Regions from separate parts of the Homo sapiens genome. Here region 2 is linked to region 1. A link is a contact called in ENCODE Hi-C data. All regions are on one chromosome and are shown on one strand. Each heading gives the region's core, a stretch centred on a gene start or an enhancer-like site at or near the end of the contact. The rest is flanking DNA. Distances are from core to core; before and after follow the strand shown. Region 1 has its middle 100 kb from the start of OTUD1. Region 2 overlaps KIAA1217.

What was found. A loop is a pair of places that touch in the nucleus more often than their neighbours do. Pooled maps may share reads with other maps.
Region 2: a loop to region 1 is called in a map with no recorded cell type, with 1.9 times the contacts of the local background. The contact joins two enhancer-like sites. A Hi-C loop is called at or near these places in 3 of 168 maps with a recorded cell type or tissue (A673, HCT116 and PC-9), 1 of 37 single-sample maps with no recorded cell type and 9 of 50 pooled maps.

The regions. Positions count from the first base shown.
Region 1 is chr10:23,538,789-23,542,662 of GRCh38, reverse strand. No RefSeq gene overlaps it. Among named protein-coding and RNA genes, the nearest start is that of OTUD1, 100 kb to the right of the region's middle. Within about 2 kb of position 2,087, at least 3 of the 41 ENCODE cell types and tissues checked have a DNase peak (open chromatin) inside an H3K27ac peak, as active enhancers do; they include A673, where a contact is called at or near this core.
Region 2 is chr10:24,501,134-24,505,143 of GRCh38, reverse strand. KIAA1217 reads right to left here. Exons shown (of 21, transcript NM_019590.5): 9 at 3,599-3,765. Among named protein-coding and RNA genes, the nearest start is that of ARHGAP21, 220 kb to the left of the region's middle. RefSeq lists an enhancer at 3,192-3,692. Within about 2 kb of position 1,283, at least 3 of the 41 ENCODE cell types and tissues checked have a DNase peak (open chromatin) inside an H3K27ac peak, as active enhancers do; they include A673, where a contact is called at or near this core.

The sequences.
Region 1 (3,874 bases), core at 838-3,337:
CTACAATATATACCTCCAATATAAACAGGTAGGCTCTTGGGTGATTAACTTGAATATTAAAAAGAGACCTGGTATTATCTGAACCCCTGGCAGGGGATTCAGGCTACAGGATACAGATTACACTGGAATAGCCCAGTGTCTTCACCTTAATGTTTTCTCTTTAATTTCTGTAATGCTTCCATCCTTTTAAATTGTATGAATAGTCAGTGATCTAATCTTCTGCAAGTTCCAGACTTTCATCTACAGATATAACAAGATCTGTTACTTGCTCACATTATTTCTCTGAATCACAATGGTAAGGTGATAATTACCCTCTCCCTGGGAATAAGAAGCTACTATTTATTATGTACGTACCCTTCACTGCCTTGAATAATCAAAGGATCTCGCAATTGTGTAGTACTTTACAGTTTTCATTGTGCATTTTCATTGTGCTTTTTCATGATTTTATGAAACCAAAGGCCAGGCGGAAGCTCAGAGAGTTGAAGTGACTTCCTTAAGGTCACTCAGCTGGTAACAGCAAGCCACAAGTAGAGGCATCACTGCTGACTCTCTCTCCACCTACCATACTGTGCAGCAGTCTGGTTTTCAAATTTCCTAAAGTCCCCATTTGTTTAATAGCTCCAGTTGCTGGCAGCTGAACAACCAGATGGTGGGAAAAAAGAAAAAGGGTGTGTGTAAATTTACTTTTCGAAACTCCGGCCATTGTGCCCAGAGCCAGCCTTAGAACAAGTTGCCCTCTACCCAGATCAACCCCAGAACCTGTCGTGCAAACATCCCAAATTGGGGGTCTTAGGACTTTTCCACATTCACGAGTCTCTTTTAAAATTGGAAATACCCCTGAGAAATGGAGTACCTTAATACTTATCAATTAATGCCTTAGGTAGTTTTGGTTGACAGCCAGCTAAAAATAAGACTGAGGTATTGGAAGACAATCAAGGGAGAAAGAAACAGACACAGATTTATCCTAATTCAAAATTGTTCCCAGGGTTAACCCTGGCCATCCTTCCCAGGATTCTTTTAAAAAGTTCCTTTGGCAAGAATGCCATAAGATACCAACTCTCATTTTGTCTACCTGTTGGTATCTAGTGATGGGAAAAGTGACAACCACCAGAACGCTACAAATCCCCCTCTAAGTCCAGGTCACTAGGAAATATTTTAGATAGACTAGCATTATAATCTCAACAGTTATTTATGCATCCATTTAAAAACAGTTGGACATTTCATCTTGCTCATCAGGAACAAGATTTTCCCCCTATTTTTAGCAAAAATTGTAAGCCGGGCACATGCAGCCTTTGCCAAGCAGAATATGATTCCTCAAGGCTCTTCAATGTGTGGGAGCCTGACATAAGGCTCAGAGAAGGGCAGAGCCACAAACAAGCTGTGATGATCACTTTGAGATAACCAACCAATGTGTCCAACTCAACTATGGCTTCCCAGACCATTATTAGTACTCTACTTTTGTTTATTTTTAATGACTAGTGCACATAAATTTAAATTCATGGCCTGTTAGGATCCATTCGTGCTAGCTCTATGTATAATGAGTAGCAAAGTCTATGCAGCTTTAAATATAGAGGAAAGAATAATTGTAAGATATCTCAATCAAGGTTTCTGCTCTCCTTCACATATTTTAAAGACATAACACACAGAGGTTACATAACAGTCTTTACAGAAAACCTTGCATTCAGAGCTGTTGTGGAAGCCTGTTTGCAGCTGAGTGTTTACTAAATCAAGCACTAAAAACTAGATTTACACTGGTTGTTTGAAGCTGAAAGCCAGCTGCAGCTGCCATTAGAGCAATTCAATTTCTTTTTTATAAAGCACAAGTAAGGCTCAATTTACTAAAGTTTTATTTCCTTTTTATGCATCCCATATGCTAGGGGAAAAAATTAAGTTTATGAGATTAAAAATGAGTTTTATGCTAACTGTTTACAAAGTTTCAGCTGCCTGCATTTGCAAGCCCTCAAACCCACCAACTTCAGCTTCTGGCTTGTTTTTTTTCTTTTCCTTCCAACGAAGGAAGGTCTTTGTGTTTGCAAAAGGAAATCACCCAGCCCCCTTCTCTGCTTCCCTCTAGCTCTGGCTTCCTGTTTCACAACGTGCAATTTTATGACAGTTGAGGCAGACAGATAAGTTCCTTCATGATGCCAAAATCTTCAGAGAAGAAGGTTCTTGTATGGATAATAGCTTTTTTAAAGGATTCTTTTTTACCTCCATTCCCTGTGTCTGGATTTAACTAGTCTGGTGATGTTTTTCACTTCTGTGATCAACTCTTAAAAGGCAATATAGCTTTCACTTGATAGGAAGAAACATCTAGACAGTGAGCAAACTGCTGCTGAATTTGGAGAACAGTGCATTTTGTTACCTAATTACAAACCATAGTAGATTTTTTAAAGATGAAAGTTGAATTTGTTTGCTCCAAAATTAATGAGCACAATTATTTTTCAAGTGTATATATGTAATTCAGGAGACCTCAAGATATCCATTATTAATTGAGTCCACCATGCAAATTCTTCCTCTATCTGGAATACTTTGGCCTTTCTTAGGATTAAAATTCCTCCAGTTCAGACTAAGCTGTTGGAGAACGTGTCATTTTTTGTTATTTTAAGGTGCATTCTGTAAAAAAGACAGGGTAGAAAAATACAAGAAGATGAGAAAAGCTTCTAGATATCAGGCCAGAGAAATCATCTAAAAGAGTAATGTAATGCATACACTTATTTCCTCTAACTCCTCCTGCCTCTACCTAACTACTAAAAGGTTGAGTTTTAAACCTTCCCAGTAGAAGTAAAGGACATTCTAGAACCTTAAAGTATGTGATTGGGAAAAGGACAGAGAGAAAAAAAAATCAACATGTAAACAATGCAGCAGATGATAGCTGGCAAGGGCCTTGTGAGAACACATTGTTTTGCCAGTTAGAGGAAATAAGTATGTCCAAGCATGTCACAGAGAGTTTCTCAGAGGTTTCCCAGTTGAACAGAGCTCACAGTCAACTCCAGCACTGAAATTCTTGAGCAAAGAAGAGAAATGAAGACCATGTCCCCAGCATTGCCCTAGAGTGGGGAAGAGTTGACATGGACCAACTTCAGCCACAGATACTAAGTAAGCGTCAGCAGGCTAGAATTCTCTGGAGGTATGAAGCTTTGTTATACTTCAAATAATCTCATCCCAACAGGCAATTCTTGGCAAACAGGATGGTTTGCACCATGAACATTGAAAAGCATGCAGAGCCCATGGAAATGAACAATTCCCAGAAAGAAAGTTGAAAGGTGTTTACTGAGCACTGATCAACGTCAAAGACCTATTGCAGTAAGGCCTACAACCTACAGCAGCAAAGACCAAGCACTGCAGAGATGATCTTGGGGCACTGATCTGACATGCTTCTAGCAGCAAAGGGGAACACCTGGGACCCTGCGACGAGAGAGAGGTACCTGAGGCTGGGATTCCCCTGGTTTTATAGTAAGAAGCTTAGAGCATAGATCACTCTTTGCTGAGACACATGAACTATGCCCCTTCAAACTGTTTGTTACAGCTTAAAAAATGAGTCACACCAATGAACCATGGACCATACCACTGATTTAGAATCCTCACCCTTCAGCTAGAGGAGACAAGATGCACAATCATGAAACAAACACAAACATAATTAAGACAGGATTGGTAAGATGCTACCCGCAATTCAACAAAAATCAAAGAAAACAGAGGAACCCATGTATGTAGGAGCAGTCAGAGAAGGTCTGCAGAGGAGATGGGCCTTGAAGGATATATAATATGTAGATGGAAGACAAAAATTGTTCCACGTGTACAGAGGGCTATGTAATGGCATTTGAAGCAGGCAGGAAAATGAGCTGTGTGTAGAGAGGGGAATGGTGAGGAGGCCAAT
Region 2 (4,010 bases), core at 34-2,533, 960 kb before region 1:
CATTCATATTACCTGTAGCCAAGAGGTAAAAACAGTAGTTTTTACCCTGGAATGTTCTAGAGTCACCAGTGCCTAGCCTCCAGTCCGTGCCAGTGAAGTCAGACTCTGGCCATCGTGCCTGAGCACTGGTATTTTTGCTAAGGGTTTCAAATAATTCTAATGAGTAGCCAGGATTGAGAACCACTCTTAGACCGATAACTCCTGTGAAATTGGAGAGCAGAAGATAACATGAACAAGCTTTTAGTGGTTTCCTTGATCTTCTGCTTAGGTTCCCCTTGTCCCATTGAAATCTACCCACCCCATTGTGTCTGCAACAAATTTCTATTCCTGAGAATAATCCATCAGTTTTGAAAATGAAATGCTCAAATAGGATATGCTCTACAGTCTAGGATTTTCCAATGATTTAATTATCTAATTACTGGAGCTGGCTGCCAAGCACAAATGGTTTTATTCAGTTTCACTATTTTATAACACAGTTCAAAGAATATTTGAATTTCTAATTCAATTTTTGTTCTTTTGAGACTAGTCTAGTGTTTCGTATATCTCTAATGATAGCTCCATTATTGGACTTAGAGCCACTGTGCGGCTGCAGTTCATTTTTGGTATATAATACCGCACATGTTGAAGGAGAATTGGTGCCGAGATAGCTTAATTATTCTAAGCTGTTTTTGTCTTAAGTAGACTCCCTCGATTGAAAAGACAGAAGTTTGATGGGGAGGAAAGCTGAATGGGACCCAGGGAATACAAATGCAGAGGTAGAAACAGTAACAGCCAGGTTAGGAAACACCATGCTTATTTTTCCCTGCGAGTCTGCGCTTTAGAACTGCCCAACTTCCCAGGCTCAAAAGCACATTTGCTCACTGTTCTTTATTCCCAGAAAGCCAGAAAAGTTGAGTAGTTCTGGAGCAATAAAGAAACTTGTGTGGTTAACACAGCATTCCTAGACCTTGACCAAAGACCTTCTTTGTTTAAGAAAACTGCTCTTTTTCACAAAGCTGCACAGTTCAAGGGTTGCAAGGCGAGACAAGTGTGAGAGATCCCTCCCAGCCGGCCAGAGGACCAAACTACGCCAGCCACTGATGGGGTGACGCTGTAGCTACAGACATCAAGAGAGCCTTGGTATCAAATTCACCTCTAACGCCTGTGAAATTCCCAGGGGAAGTGCGGCATTTATGCTAAAGCAATTCCATCCCTGTCCCCAAACCAACAAATGCTCACTTTTGAGAGCAGTTAGGTACTTCCATACAAATGATATGTATGTTTTTCTTAAAGGGCGCAATGAGGAGGTAACAATTTCGAAATGGCCAGCAGATGGTGCCAAAAGGCAGGAGCAGTGAAGGGAAGGGCTTGACCTCCAGGAGCCCCAGGTAAGAACGAACTTGGGAGCCGATAGGCCCCCTCTGAACTGCAATTGTGTCCTTTGGCCTGCAGAGTACTCAGTAATTAGTTTTCAATTACTTTCCAACATTTTTAAATGGCGGTAATTCATATAAAACCTGTGTCTCCAGATTTGCTTGAAATATTGAAACATCTAGAAACACTGGATACTTATTCTATCAGGTTAAGAGCCAGTTGGAACTGAGTGGCTACTATCCTTTAAAGGGGCCAATTTACTGTGGTCTCTCCTCCATTTCACTTGCTGTTACTGCCCGGACACTGAAGACATGTGACTTTGTCACCCCCTGACACAACCCAGCCCAACCCGTACACTTCATTTCATTGCAATGTGTCTTTAAAATTGCAAAGCGAGAGGAAGCTAATGCAAAGGATGGGGCCATCACAGACGATGAGATTCACTAGGAGATTTAAATGAATTTGCATCAGATGTTCAAGGTATCTGGGATGTTGCCTAAGAGACAGAGTAGCCTTTGGAGATCAGAGCCCTCACTCTTCTAGCAACCGTCATGATCCATGCTGGGGCCTTGGGGCAGGTCTCTCAAACCAGCTGCCTTTCTGTGTGTTTTCTGGTAGGCAGAGGGCAAGGGGAAATTGTTTTCTTAGCTTTCATTAGGTGGTTAAACAACTTAGGGCTTGTGCTGTCGCTGTGCTGAAGAAGCAGAACCGATTGGAAGCCTTTTTCCTATTAGAGGAAAGGGCTCAGGAGGTTGCATCCCCATGGCTGCTCCAGGATCCTGGATACATTTATCTTGTTTTTTTTGAGACATAGTCTTGGTCTATTGCCCAGGCTGGAGTGCAATGGTGCTATCCTGGCTCATGCAACCTCTGCCTTCCACATTCAAGTGATTCTCAAGTCTCAGCCTCCCTAGTAGCTGGGACTAGAGGCACACCCCACCATGCCTGGCTAATTTTTTTTCAGTATAAATGGGGTTTCACCACATTGGCCAGGCTGGTCTTGAAGTCCTGACCTCGTCATCCACCTGCCTCGTCCTCCCAAAGTGCTGGGATTACAGGCATGAGCCATGACACCTGGCCCTATCTTCTAGCACTATTTGGATTATGAGCTTCTGGAAGTCAGGGAGGATATCTGTATAGAGCCTAGGCCAGCACTGTATCCTCAACGACCAACCTACCAGCCAGGGCAGGGAGGTGGGAGAAGGTGCACAGAGCAAATATGTGGTCTCATGCAGAGATGCACATCTCTACCTCCTTATTACCCAGGAGACAGCTTATTCTGCTTTGGCAGATTTACGGGATTTGTTGACCAAGATTCGTGACCTGAAGGGTCACTTATCCTGATTCCCGTAGAGTTTATATATTCCTTAACAATGGAAAAGAGCAAGGAACGGATGGATCACAGTATCTGAATGAAATGCAGATGTTTTTCGTAACAAATCACCATGATGGCTTTTTTTCCTTATGAATTCATCTTCTATTCTAAACTCATAGTTCTAAATACATCACAGATCCTTGCAAAAAAAATGAAAAAAAAAAAAAAAAAAAAAGCTTGGCTGACTATCCACCTTTGTCCCCGTTCAGTGTGGAGGAGGATGGAGCCTCCAAGCTGTCAGAAGTCAGCCTTCACTGGCTGTCGGCATGCTCCCCGTGGCCCCTCTCCTTTCGGCTCTTCTCCAAAAACAAATGCCCTAGAGTCTCTTCCTGCGTAAAAGTACGCACAGCTTAAAGAAGTGGTTGTAGGCCAGACGCGGTGGCTCAAGACTGTAATCCCAGCACTTTGGGAGGCCGAGGCAGGTGGATCACGAGGTCAGGAGATCGAGACCATCCTGGCTAACACGGTGAAACCCCGTCTCTACTAAAACATAGAAAAAATTAGCCGGGCGTGGTGGCGGGCGCCTGTAGTTCCAGCTACTCGGGAGGCTGAGGCAGGAGAATGGCGTGAACCCGGGAGACGGAGCTTGCAGTGAGCCGAGATCGCGCCACTGCACTCCAGCCTGGGGGACAAAGCGAGACTACGTCTCAAAAAAAAAAAAAAAAAAAAAAAAAAAAAAAAAAAAAGAAGTGGTTATAGATTGACTATAGTTGCAGTGGAAGGCTCTAGACTTGGATTGTGTGTGTGAGAGAGGAAGCCATGCTGTTTCTATGGTTCTACATTCTCTAGGTCTTCACGGAGCCCCTAGGAAAAGGAAGGTAGGAAGAGCTCAGGGCAACCGAGACAGAGGCCGCCGTGCATGAGGAATACCTGGAGCTGCCGCATCTGCTGGAGCTGGAGCCTGAGTTCCGCCACGCTCCGCCTCATCTCAAGCAGGCTCATGTGGATGGCTGAGGTGCCCACAGGTGGAGGCTGGCTGGGAGGCACCGTGGACTCCAGAGCACTGAGCATCTTCCCACCAGACACATGGGGCGTTCCTATGAGAAAAGTGCATCAGAGAACTCAGAAGGCCACAAAGGAAAGTCTAAGCTATGCATCCCATCCCAATGCAGATGACTGGTAATTCTAAAAAGGCCTAATTCTCTCATTACAAAAAATATGCATATATATGAATCACACAGTGTTATGGTATGCAGTGTGCAATGATCACATTCTAGAAGTTTAGTAAGAAAGTGCCATAGGAAGACAGGCCACAGAGCTGCCTATGCTCCTATCTATCTAT